Linked DNA regions of Homo sapiens: region 2 is linked to region 1. Evidence: read pairs that join two places in POLR2A ChIA-PET (ENCODE). Cell type or tissue: CD4-positive, alpha-beta T cell. All regions are shown on one strand. Links, peaks and the distances in the headings refer to the core of each region. The heading gives the core; the rest is flanking DNA. Region 1 has its middle 54 kb from the start of MGAT5. Region 2 overlaps MGAT5 (alpha-1,6-mannosylglycoprotein 6-beta-N-acetylglucosaminyltransferase).

Region 1 (6,440 bases), core at 1,441-6,440:
TGTTGCATTTATAGGTGATTTTGCCAACAGGTACAAAGATCTGGCTATTTCATTTTGTCTTAGGACAGGTGGGCCCACGCATTTACATGATGAAATGCCTGTTTGACTCCGCATGACTTTCCTTTTTTTTTCCTTTTACATTACAGTTAGGAAATTGCATTGATTTTTTGGGGGAGAATTGTGTTTGTTGTTGGGTTACATTATCTGTGACTTGCATTCTGCACGGTAAAGATAGCATTAGAAAATAGTGGTTAAAAGGAGACAATTGGCCGTATAGGATTAAAGAATGTCTTTAAAAAGATCCTGGCTAAAACATGCTCTGAAGACACTGCTTATCTCACAAGTCCCTAAGGACATTCCTACCCCACCCATCCCCACAAAGTGAGCTGGGCTGTAGAGGCTGGCAGCCAGAGGCTGATGCCTGGGGCAACACTTCTGAATGCTAAACCCTGGGCCAGTGCCTCAGTCTGTTCAGCCTAGTAAAACGAAACACTTTAGACTGCGCAATTTGTGAACAACAGAAATTTACTGCTCATAGCTCTGGAGGCTGGAACATCCAAGATCAAGGCGCCAACAAATTTGGCATCTGGTAAGGGCCTACTGTCTGCTTCATAGATGCCATTTCTAGCTGTGTACTCAAATGGCAGAAGGAGCAAACAAAATCCCTGCAGCTTCTTTTATAAGGGCATGAACCCCATTCACAAGGGCTCCTCCCTCTGATTTAATCAGAGGCCTGAAAGGCCCCACACCTCTTAACACTATCAGGTTGGGGATTAGATTTCAACATATGAATTTTGGAGGGACACAAACATTCAGACCATAGCAGTCGGCAAAAGACAGAGAAGCTGAACAAGAAAATGAAGTTTTGAATAGTGGCTGCTGGGTCAGGTGGCAGAGGATGGAAGAAGAGAGGATGTCATAGATAGATATGAGTTACTGATAAGTCCAAGTTCTTGGGGTGGGTGGTTTCAAGGGTATTCAATAATAATATAATGAAAATAGTTGCATCTCTTCATTAGTATCAACCAGCCAATTATCAGAGAAGGGAAAATAATTTAGTGACCATACCAAACCCTGGCATCTTTGTAGCAAACTACATATTAGCATGGAGCCTTTCAAGCCAGAGTGCTAATCAGCAGCTTTTGGAGGGATAGTCACTCCTCTCAATTAAAAAAAAAAAAAAAAAAAAAAAAAAAGCAGCGCTTGGCCCAGAGAGCTGGCCTTCTGAGCAGCATGTCAGAGCTGATAAAGATGCTGGCGCCTGGCGGCCACCAAGGCCACCCTGGACAACCATTCTGCCTTCTCATTAGCATTGTGCCACTGTTACCTCACTTGACAATAACAACTGCCGTGGAGGATCTGACAAGCACAGGTCGCCCCGAAGGTGAAAGGAGAAAAGGATCTGAAGACAAATCATAAAAATTGTTTCACCCTGTCTGGAACCATCACAAGCTGACCCGGTGCTGTGGAAGATGCTGACTTCTTTTCTGAGACTGCTGAAGGGGAATCTAATTACTCACTCCCCACACCCCCATTATCCCATCTTCCCTCCCATCTACTGGTTCCCTAATGTCAAACAGTATGAAAAGAAAAAGGCTTTTTAAATAGAAAAGATACAGAAAAATAATTTATTATGGCCAAAGCATAAGAGGATTACAATATCCCAACCCCATACTCCAGTCCACCAGCTCAAAGAGAACAAAAGATAGTTCTTCCTGCTCCTACCAACCCCTGGACCTACTTTTGCCTTATTTAACACTCGACTATAGCTATTGGTTCACAGCCCAACCTGTCTCAACTAAACCAAAGCGGCCCTCCAGAGGGCAAAGACCACAGCCTCTCCAGATTATATTTTTAGGAAATAGCCCCCGAAGTAAGATCAAGCACAGAGGGCATCCTTAATAAAGGTATTTGAATGATTAAACACAAGACAAGCAGGGAGTAGTGGCACACACCTGTAGTCCCAGCTACTCAGGAGGCTGAGGCAGGAAGATGGCTTGAGCCCAGGAGTTCAAGGCTGCAGTGAGCTATGATCGTGTCACATAGCAATCAGGAGACAGAGCAAGACCAAGCAATCCTCCTGCCTCAGCCTTCTGAATAGCTGGGACTACAGGTGCATACCACAACACTGGGCTAATTTTTTTTATTTTTATTTTTGTAGAGACGGAGTGTCACCATGTTGCCCAGGGTGGTCTTGAATGCCTGTCCTCAAGTGATCCTTCCATCTTGGCCTCCCAAGACGCTAGGATCACAGACTTGAGCCACCATGCCCAGCAAATCCTGTTTATTTCGTTTACCAGAACATAGGCTCCACAGAAGCAGAGAACTCATCTGTTTTGCTCACTCCATACTTCGTGATTAAAACAGAGTTTAGGGCACACTAAGTGCTCAACTATTCCTTGAATGAGTGAATAAATGGAGAAAGGCTAATGCTAATAGAGGTTATATAGAAAGACACTCAGTCTACACCAAATAGGGTTTCTCTGATTACATTTAGGGAGTGAAGGACAAAGAGGCTCAACAGAGAAAAGAAGAAAAAGAGACTTGTAACACCATTAATTGGCAACAACTGCCATCAGCCAGGAAGAACAGCTGTGCTCCTGTGAAGGCAGCATCACTGCAGACATGAGAGAAATTTCCAGAAGAATCTACAAAGGAAGGAAGATGTCAGGGGACTTGCAGACATCCCTGTCTGAAGTATTCAGGCTAGAGACTATATTCCCTTGGCAGAAAATCTGTTTAAACCCCTCAAGCGTGACCACTATGGTGTCCTTACCAAGGTCAGTCAGTCAGATATTTCTGGAATACTTCCCAAAAGCTGTGACTTTCTCAGCCTTGGCGGGGCAGGGGGGGAATGGGGGGATTGGGGGGCGGGGTAGGGAGGCAGGGACACCAGCTAAAATAGTCCTCATTGCCAAATAAAAGACTTACTATCTGCACGTAATTAATTCCTCATTTCAACATGACATCCTTTACCTGAGACAGAGAAAAATTCTCAGGTGTTTACCAAAATTGTACCTCTAATCAATGATTTTAAGACTGTTTGTGGGTTTTATTTTTTCACTGGACCACTGAAGCTTCTTGCAGGCAAGAAGCATGTTCATTCTTGCCATTTGCACAACCTCCACATACAGAGCACCAATCAGTATCTGCTTCCCTCAAACTCCAACAGAACTCATGAGCAACAATGGATAGTAGCCATATGCAGGGGGAGCATTTCCCAAGCAAAACACTTTTCGGTAAGCTTCCCACAGTTGAAGGTTCAAATAATAAAGGAAACAAAGAAAAAGCAAATGATTCTAAACAACTAGGAGAATGAACCCACAAAATGAGTATTCAAGTCATCCAAAAGTCAGAGAAAAAAATCATGGAATACTGACAGAGAGCTGTTGGAGCAGCCGATAGAACAAGGCAAAGATCACTGTTTTCTAAGCAGGGATTTAATGCTCCATCCTCACAGAACAAATAGTGGAAGGAGGTTCAGGCCACTGTTTTTAGAAGAAAAAAAAAAAAGGAGCAGGCAAGCAAAATACAGTTGCAGCCAGCAGCCAGCCCTAAAATTTCAGCCTCCACCAGAGAACTGAGAGTCCACAGGTGACACAAAGAACAGCTTTCAGTCCACAGCTGGTCCCAAAGCTTGCACCCTCTGCCAGGACTCCCTCCGAGACTTCAGCTCCATCCCGGGAGGCTGTCTTCTGGGATATATGTACATGCTTCTGAGTCACATCACGGAACAGGAAAACACACTGCCCTCTTATCAGAGGAGTAGGAGAGGCAAAGATGTGCAATTAAGAAAGGAAGGGAAGACAGTTACTCCAAGAATTTAGTCAAATTATATACATGAGATTTCCCCAAGAAATAGCAGCTTAACATACCAAGTCCAGAATGGAGTTTAATGTTTACTTTCAAATCTATCATCAACTCTGGAAAATATGGAAGCATTTAGTTTTTCTGAAATGGAAATGCAGCATTTCCTGGTGGGCTAATTTTTACCTTCTGTTAACCAAAATGTTTTAAGACAATGTGCCACAAGAATACATTTCAAGGGAGCTATGTAACAACACACAAATACCATTCATTCAAAAAATAAACTTTGGCCTCTTTTATACTTGCTGAGTGTCAGAAACAACTAAATACCTAATATTTACAAGTTAAGCTGTAATATAAACCCCTCAAAGGAAGGGAAACATGATGCAGTTACCAAAAGTTATAAGTAGTAAGATGAAGAATGCAAAGCAGTGGTTCCCAAAGTGGGCCCATGATCAGACCTGAGAAGGTGTTTGCTTAAAAGTCCACTCCTGGGCACCTCCCTGAGAACGTGCACTACTTGATCCACTACAATATATCATAGGAACCCATTAGTCTTCTCCAGGTAGTTTTGACCACTAGGCAGGTTTGGGGGCAGCTGCCATAAGGAACATGGACAGAGTAGGTTGACTATGCTCCCCTACACCAACGGAATTCCAGCTTGACAAGCTGCTTTGTAGCACAATGCCCAAAAGATCTTAACTCAGCCACCTTGGATGGAGACCAGATGGGCCAAAACAGCCAAGCCTCACACACCCAGCTAGACTCAAGGGTAAAAGGCATCTCCCAGCCAACTTCCTGCTCCTTGCTTGGTAATTCTGAAGCTGCTTGCTAGTCTGAAGAACACTGGATCAGAATGCTGGTGATCTTCAGAGCTACACAGAGCTTGACAGCAAGGAAAGTGCACCTTCCACAGTGCACATGGGTTGCCTATGATGGCAAAGTTCAGGGAGGGCAACTGAGGGCTGGTGAACAGGCTCACTGAGCTAGCAGAGGCAGACACAGCTTATAAAATCAGTTTCATTTTTCAATATGAAGAACCAGAAGAAGAAGGACTATTGCTACCCTTCTTGGCTATACAGGCTTAAAAATTCATTTCTAGTTACCAGTAGCTTCTGGTACAGATGACAAGGCCCAAATGGGATATACTGGATCCTTATTGCTCCCCCAAAGCTATTCTCCCTTTCTTCCATAGGAGCAGGAATTTTGCAGAGTATCTCACTACAGAGTATAATTATCTCTTGCAGCTGAGTGGCAGAGTGATTATATTTTGCCAAGTGGAACAGGAGTAGAAAAAAATCTACCCAACCTCTGGGTTATCATTCCTCCTTGCCCTTCCTCCTACCCTTTTTTTCTCCTTTATTTCAGGGCATACAAAGGAGAGCAACACTGGGGGTGGCAGGGCAACCAGAAGGAAGGAGCCCAGCCCCCTATAACTTTAGCAGGCAGAAATGCCATTCTAGCTGACTTTAAAGTAAAAGGAAACTAAACTGTCTTGTTTAAATCAGTATTGTTTGAGGTTTCTGTTACAGCAGCTGAACATGTTCCTTAATACAAAGATTTTCCGTCCTACATGGAACATGACTAAGAACTACTGATCAAGAAGCAAATCCTTCATACTTTCCTTTTCCTCCTTAGCCTAACAAGATGGCCGACATCATCGTCTTTGACTCCAAAGGATAGCAAGTTATACCAGGAGGTTCAAGAAATCTCTCTTTAATCTCAAATCCCAATTTTTAAGTGCTAGATCCACCTGAAAATACAAGCTTTGCTTTTCCAGTCACTCAATGTCTCAACCGACCTTTTGAATTGAATTTTCTACCAGACTCTCTCATATAAATTACTCAATTTCTGGAACAGGTCTAGCATCACCTCGTAATGCTAATGCTGTTTCTCCTGCCTAGAAGGCCCTTCCTGAGCTAGAAAATTCCACAACATCACGGTCAAGTTCAAACGTAAAAATGTTCCAACTCCTAAGGGCTTGGAAGACTTTGAAATATTGACTGAAGTATATTGGGGCATACATACCTGCCAACCCACCAATCTGCAGAGTTCCTAAAGGCAGAAGCAGTTTTTCATCTTTGTATCCCTGACCACCCCCCATACCATCCACCACATACATCCCAGTACCTGGCACAGTAAAAACTCAATAAATATTTGATGAACTAATTAAGAAATCATTGAACTGTGTTAAGGTTGTCCTTAAGAGTATTTTTTAAAGTAGTTGAAAATTCAAAGGCAGAGGCCACAACTTTAGGAAATCCCCTTGTAAATCAAACACACATATTCCTGTTAAACTAGTACAACTTAGCCTATTAAAATATGAGATAGGAGACATAGCCTTTAAACTAGGGGCAGCCAATGTTTTGGCTTCACCAAAGGGCCGCACTAGAAGAACTGTCTTGGGCCACACATAAAATACACTAACAGTAAGGAAACCTGATGAGCTAAAAAAAAATTCCATTTTTTAAGAAACTTTACAAATTTGTGTTGGGCCGCATTCAAAGCCGTCCTGGGCCACAGGTGGCCCGCAGTCTGGACAAGCTTGCTCTAAACTATAAAAGCGGAGCTAAAGATCCATGTCACTTACAAGCATCGACTATCATTAGGAGTTGAACCTTATGGGAAAACAA
Region 2 (7,153 bases), core at 1-5,000, 130 kb before region 1:
TAGTAGCCTTTATGTTACCAGATCAACTGTCTCAGTATCTCAGTGCCTGTGTTCAATAAACCCTCATTTTGCTTAATAGCAGCCCCAAAGCTCAAGAGTAATGATGCTGGCAATTCAGATATGCCAAAGAGAAGCCATAACATTGTGAAGAAGAAAAAAGTATAGTATATGGAGGGTTCGGTACCACCCTCAGTTTCAGGTACCACTGGGTCTTAAAATATATCCCTCATGGATAAGAGAGGACTACTGTATATTAAATGTGTTAATCAGTGCTCAAAACGCCCCTGCTTCATGTCTCAACTCAAATGTCTTAGCGGATTTTAATGTTACAAAGTTTACAACATTTTTTTTAAGATCGGAAGGGTTAGAGCTAGAAGTTACCCACTCAAAACAAAAAACTATAGCCAATTTTAAAAAATGCTTCAGATAGAACCATTCATTCAATAAACCCATGTGCCAGACATCATTGTACGTGAGAACAAAACAGACAAAACTCTCTGTGGAGATGACTTTGCTTGTACTTGTTGTTAACATTAGGTGTTAATGGTCACTCCAGGGCGACTGCACTTCTCTTCCCACTGCCTGCTAAACACCTGTCAGATATCTGCACTTCTTACTCCCTCACTTTCTTCAAATATGGTCCAACATCATTTTCTCACCTTCTCAGTAGGGCCTATCCTGACCACTCTATCCAAAACTGACACCATCACTTCTCATAAGTACTTCTTGCCCTCTCTTTAGTATTTCTCCCCAGGCATGCACTACAATCTAGATGATACATCTTACTTTTTTGATGTTGCTAGCTATCTCTCCTTACATAACACAACCATAATGAGGAGTGTTTATTCATTGTTACATCTCCAGCAGCCAGAAAAAAATCAATAGCAATTAATGCTCTTGGCACTCAGGTTGTGGCCCCTAAGCATTATTTCTAAGGAAACTGGGGTGGTATGCAGGCCGGGGGAGCAAGATGGTTCTTAGAGATGCTGGTTCCAGGCCTAGGGCAGGAACTGTATGAGATGAATCTGGAAGATCTTGGCATACCACAGAACAAGAAAACTATTACAAACTACCATGGTCATGTCAAAAGGTCTGAGAAAGCAGTATGAATAGGTCCTCACTGGCCAAAGCGGGGCAACTTGACAATCAGTAAGAAAATAACTGCAATGGATTGTTCAAATGTTTTAATCCATTACTACATAACGATAATAAAAAACAAAAAGCAAGCAAGCAAAAAGAAGAAAAGCTGGAAATTCTAGGAAATGAACTGGGAAATAAATGGTTTCTTCTATGAATTTCCTCTTAGGGTGATCACATACCTGATGAAGAGTCACATCTCTGCACAGAAGTATTCCTGATATATTAAGAAGGTACCTTTAATGAATTAATGAACCTGGGCACTGATCAATGATTGCTAACATCAAAAAAAAAAAAAAAAGAGAGAGAGAGAGAAAGAGAAATCAGGCATTATGTGCCTCCCAACTCAAGTATATAATACCATTATCCATGAAATAACTTGCACAAACAATATTAGGCACTATTCTGATCAAACCTCAGAGCTAGCTATCACTTTACTGGAAATACAAGGGGGCAAAGAGCCAGGTTATGCAACAACATGGGCTGTAACCAAAATTCAGAGTAAGACAAACTCTAAGGCAATGAAGCAGTTTCTCTAACAAAAAATTAGAAGGAGGAAAAGTAAGAGACGGAAGAGAACCTAAAATGAAGAGAGATTTAGGAGACATCAACAATTGCAATTTAGGGTCCTTACTGGAAACCCAGTTCAAATAAATAAACTTTAATTTATACAATGGCCTGAAAATGTGAATACTAATCTGATGTGAAGGAATTATGTTAATTTTCAGGTGTGAAATAGTATTAGCAGTTATAATGAGAATAGTTGTACAGTATGTTTTAAAAGTCTCTTTTAGAGATACACATTGAAACAGATGATATGATGCTTGAGATTTGTCCTAAAATAATGAAGCAGAGGAGGTTATAAATGAAATGAGACCGGCTATGGATTGACAATTGTTGAATATGGATCACGGGCACACAGGAGTTTGTTAAACTCTTTTGTAGTACATGCTGGAAATTTTGCATATTAAAAAGTTTAAAACATAATTTTAAAAGTATTTTTAGGGTCATACAATAGAAATTACATGAGACGATATTTAAATGTGTATAAAAAACAAATTGGAGATGACAGCATTGAAGCCCCATCCTGCCACATGTGTTCCAAGAAGCAGTCAAAGAAGTGTTGATTTGGGTTTTGGCAAGTCTTGTCCTTTGCCCTTCTGATTTTTGTAGAGTGGAGGCCAGAACAAGAAGTCTAAATATAAATGTTGTGGTATATAACATTCATAAACAGGAAGTGTTGCTAAGAACTTTAGTGGGTGAGGGGCTAAAGGGAGAAACTAACAGATCAGTTAGGCTGACTAACAAATACTGTTCTGTAAACTCAGGATTTTTTTTTTTTTAAATTCTTTTACTAAGGATGTCTTAGAACTCAGGTAGTAAGAGCAACAAATATATACAGATGAAAAAGATACCAATAAAGGCTGAACAGAGAAGGTGAAAAGAACATGATCATAAATCTCTGCCACCTCCTTTACTGCCCAGAAATATTATCTTGAGGAAAAGGAATTTCCCATTTCAAATGGCTGAACATTTGAAGGGTGTGTGTTGGTATTCTCGGGCAACAATCCGGTGATATTTTTAAAGTACTCCCTGACCCACCCCAAAACGTTAGTTGTTTTTACATTCAGGTTTTGTCCTGTAACCTAAGCAGTCTATTCTTTATCACTGCCCACTTTGACAAATTAGTCTGTGCAACACCATTTCCAAGTTATCTTTAGCAGCCAACACAGCTCATAAATCCAAATCATTGTACTGGTTATTAGGATTTCATTTCATGCTCGCATTCACAAACATTTAAGCTTTCAACCTTTCCTGTTGGGCATTAATCTTAGCATTAATCAAGGGATTAAGTATGCTGAATTTAAACTCAAGGTTAATTACATGCTCAGCCAATATTAGTTTTACATACTGCCAAGGGAGAACAGAAAGAAGCAAAGACCTTTACGTCTGTTGTTTATGAAATATAAGAACTAGATTGACAAGTAAGGCATGAAACTGCTTCTTTTGCTCCTTTGTGAAAGAGTCATAGACACACTCTCATGCATCTAGTCCAAATTGGCATTTGAAGCAATAGCTTGCACACATCCTAAGATCTAGCAATCAATCACTGGGCAATTTGATTATTTCAGAGCAACTCTACTTGCAATGGCAACAGAAGTGCATACAAGAAAAGCATAAACAAATTAGGAACTCTGGAAAGGTATGATGCTTCCTAGGTTCTGTAACAACTGTTTAAAAAGAAAAAAAAGTGCCAGTGTCAAATACATCAGTATCATCTATCAACATAATATCAACAGAGATGAAGAAATTCATTCTAAATTTTGTAAAAGCTGATAGCAGTAAAAGGCTCTGCAGATGGTTAAGTTAATATACCTGAAACAATGACATTCAGAGTAATTACTTTATAGGGCCCTGTCTCTGTAATGGGAGTAGTTACATGGCTCACGAAAACAGATACAGAAAATGAACTGCCTGATGTTCTGGAAATACAAGGCTGCCTAATGAATCATTTGCTCATTCCTACCACTTGGAATGGCTGACACCTGGTTTTCATGAGTTATGGCAGCAAGAGAGTTTGTGTTTTTTTGGAGGCGTAGGGTATCGAAATTATGGAGTATTAGACAACTAGCAATGAAGATCTATTCATTCAAGTTAGCTAAATTAGAGCCATTTTCCCATCACAAGTGGATTTAACCATACAACTGAATGCAAAGTCAATGGCTGCAAGTTAGCTACCTAAGATCCGTTTTCCTTCATCATAAAGGAGACAGCAGGAACAAAAAGTGCAGGACTTTGGGGATAAGCGACTTGACCTCTCTGAGCTATCTATGACTTGGCTCTCCATTACTCTTTAGAGTTGGCAAGAGGTTTAAATAAGATTGTGTATAGCTGACCCACAGTATCTGTTGGGGACTGGTTTCAAGACCCCTGTGGATATTAAAATCCTCAGATGCTGAAGTCACTTAAATAAAATGGAGTTATTCTGTATTTGAGGTGTCTGGTACAGTGGAGCATCAATAGTCTTTCATTCTTCTCTTGTCTGCCCCAAAGTCCCACCTCTAAAGAAAGGCAACCACTCAGCTTTTATCTCTACCATCTCTAGTACAGCGTCAGACATATAACAAACAGCTGTGGGGGTATTTTAAGGAAAAATATTGATGGCTTTTCTTCCTGGGATTTAACCAAAAAAGATCCATAGACTACAAGTTGGTGAGGGTGAAAGTACTAACAGAAGTTTCTAATCCCATAACTCAGCGGAAGCTGGTGAACTGAGACAACCCTAAGAAAGAAAAATGAAGGAAGAGTACCATCTCTTAAGACAGGTCTGAATCTAAATGCTCCAATTCCACTAGTGACTGACTATACAAGAGACATTTTACTTCATGTCCTTTTGGCATCTGTTAAAGCTCTGATGTTAAACATAGATCAAAACAAGAACTGGCTCTTTCAATAAGGATTAGGAATAGAATAAAAGTCACTGGTGCATGTGTTGATCACATTAACAACTCAAATGAAGATGTCTCTCTCAATCATCTCCCCAGTTGCAAGAGAAACCTAGATGATACAGGAAATAAAAACGCAGGTTTCAGAGTTAACTTAAATAACAGAATAAGGAAAGTTTCAAGACAGCAGGAAAGAATAAAACCACACAAGTGAACCAACAGCTCCTACAAAGCCACAGATATTGTCCAGGATTTTAAAAATACTAAAAAGGAATTAATCGGTTTTACAAAACATCTCTACTAATCTCACATTAACAATGGTAGGGTGCACTGGGTCCATACGTGCAGCTAATTCCAGTGCAAACCCAAGTATCATGTCCAGAAATGACCAATCAAGGGAAAATACTCTCACCACAAATAAATATGTATGTGAAGTAATGCACATGTTAATTAGCTTGATTTAGCCATTCCACAATGCAGACCCATATCAAAACACCAAGTTGTATACCATGAATACATACAAACGTTGTCAATTTAAAAATAGGCATTAAGGGAAACAGCTGAATTTCTATATTACCAGAAGTCAAAGGATCTAAAATTGCATTACACTGGTAAATGAGAACCAGAAATTGATTCTAATTCTAAAATGGAACAATGTTCCCACATATAATGTCCAAGGCAAAGTGACACCCCACAACTATTCCAAAAAGATCACAACATTTAAAACCACGGAAGTGTCAGTTATGCTTATTGAGTGTCTTTTATCTGCCGGGTTGTACTCTAAGTACATTCCTATTATTTCATAAAGGAAGAATCCTAGGCACAAAAGGTTAAGTGACCTCATAGAGCTGAGAAAGCAGCAGAAACAGAAGCTGATGTCAGGTGTGACTCTAAGATATTATTCCTATTGAAGGGACCATATTGGTGACATTCTCCTTCAACTCTCACAGGGTACTTATTACAATGCTATGATAACATAGAAAAGCCCTGAGGTTCAGGGTTATATTCAGATTAAAACTTGTAAGAAGGGGTCCCTAGTTATCTCCACCCATTCTCCTGGTTCAGTTACCTGCATCCTTTCTTCCTGTTGCTTTTACAATGATTAACACATAACGTGGTGTCAAGAAAATGTGTTTTCATTAATTGTTGACAATGAATTCAATAACTGCTCACTGAACAGAATTCAGCCAAGCAACAAAAAGACCACCCGATATCTGCATAAGAAGAGAGTGGTATGAGCTAATGAAGCGTATTTCACACCTCAGGAAGAGAAAACGTAGTTGCTCGTTCCAAAATGAAATACTCAGCCTCAGATAGCAAGTGATATGTGATCCATCATGTCTCTTCATCCCGTATTCCTCTCTACTTCCCTTCCCCAGAACCTCACTTTTCTCTCAGCTTAGCCATATACTTCACTGGGAGCAGGGGTGAAGTGTGACAAAGGGAGGGAAAGAAGTCACAAATAACTGCAGTCTCTTCCATTTGGATCACTCTCCATGCCTTCCAAGGAGATGTAAGTATGGGAATGTAAAATCCTCTGCCTCAGCAGCATACCCCAACATGCAAAGGCTTAGGAAGGCATGAAATTAGCCCAGCTTGTCAATCATGGAGCTTGGTCAGACTCTGGCTAAATTCTTTCAAGTAGAAAGGGGAATAAAACTTTTGAAAATTAAACTAAATGAGGAACCTTTTCCTCAGGGCAGGAGAGGTACTTCTAATTGACTTTTCAACTAGAGTGAAGGTTCACGCATGGCCCCAGGCTTTACTCCTCTGGAGAAGGAAATGAGAAGGCAGGCCACAAGCCACCCAAGCCGGAAGCCAGAAACTCATATAAATGCTATCAAGTCAATTTGCCAGCAGCCTGCTAATGAGGAGCCTCACACACCCAACTCTCAGAGCTGTTCATTTCCAAGAGGTATTTTAACTATCGTTAGCTCTGGGGTTTTCATGATGGCAATGGAACAACCTTGTCCCCCTTCCCCCAAAAAATCATGGAGCCCGGTTGGAACCCCCAAAAAGTGTAACTTGAATGCACCCAGGCAAAAGAAGTAATAGTCTGAGAGAGGGGCAAACCCCACAGAATCAGGGCCACATGCCCTATTAGCAATACTGTTTGGCCTCTATCCCCATCACCCTATGGCAAAGAAAAGAGAGGCATCTGAATCCCACAAAAGGAAAACTATGGCAAGAATATTTTATTTAGCCTCAAAAATGAAGGTGTTCTCCTTCCTGCATGGCATCACCAGCTGTTATTATTGGTCAAATAACAACAGCAACAGCAAACAAAAACGGGGGACAGAATAAAAAGAAAGGGCAGCAGAGGGTCTGTGGAGGCATGACCTCAGAATTGGCCAGAACCTGTTTCACAAGACCCCAAAGCTGCCTACTCTGCTCCAACCCCTTCCTCCCCCAGTCCATAAAGGGGAAGCCAGCCGGTTTTGATTCCCAAGAGGTTCTAGGTGAAATGGATATCCTTAAAGTCTGTAAAAAATTCAAGTGGCCCATAAAGTTCTCTGCAACCGTTAAAAAAAAAAATACAAAAGCTGCTATTTAAATTCAAGGGTACAAAT

The links. Peaks named below come from ENCODE experiments on the same cell type or tissue, not always from the same donor. Only the 100,000 strongest peaks of a DNase experiment are listed, where the experiment ranks them.
Region 2: POLR2A ChIA-PET joins it to region 1 with 5 read pairs; 2 of 35 experiments call an interaction of 5 or more read pairs at or near these places.

The regions. Positions count from the first base shown.
Region 1 is chr2:134,196,573-134,203,012 of GRCh38, reverse strand. It overlaps a transcript of MGAT5 not described here. Among named protein-coding and RNA genes, the nearest start is that of MGAT5, 54 kb to the left of the region's middle. In CD4-positive, alpha-beta T cell, for the core only: no CTCF peak of the experiment used is centred there; no DNase peak of the experiment used is centred there; H3K4me3 peaks cover 670 bases.
Region 2 is chr2:134,320,338-134,327,490 of GRCh38, reverse strand. All of the region lies in intron 4 of MGAT5 (alpha-1,6-mannosylglycoprotein 6-beta-N-acetylglucosaminyltransferase), which reads right to left. Among named protein-coding and RNA genes, the nearest start is that of MGAT5, 70 kb to the right of the region's middle. In CD4-positive, alpha-beta T cell, for the core only: no CTCF peak of the experiment used is centred there; a DNase peak (open chromatin) is centred at 2,350; H3K27ac peaks cover 1,823 bases.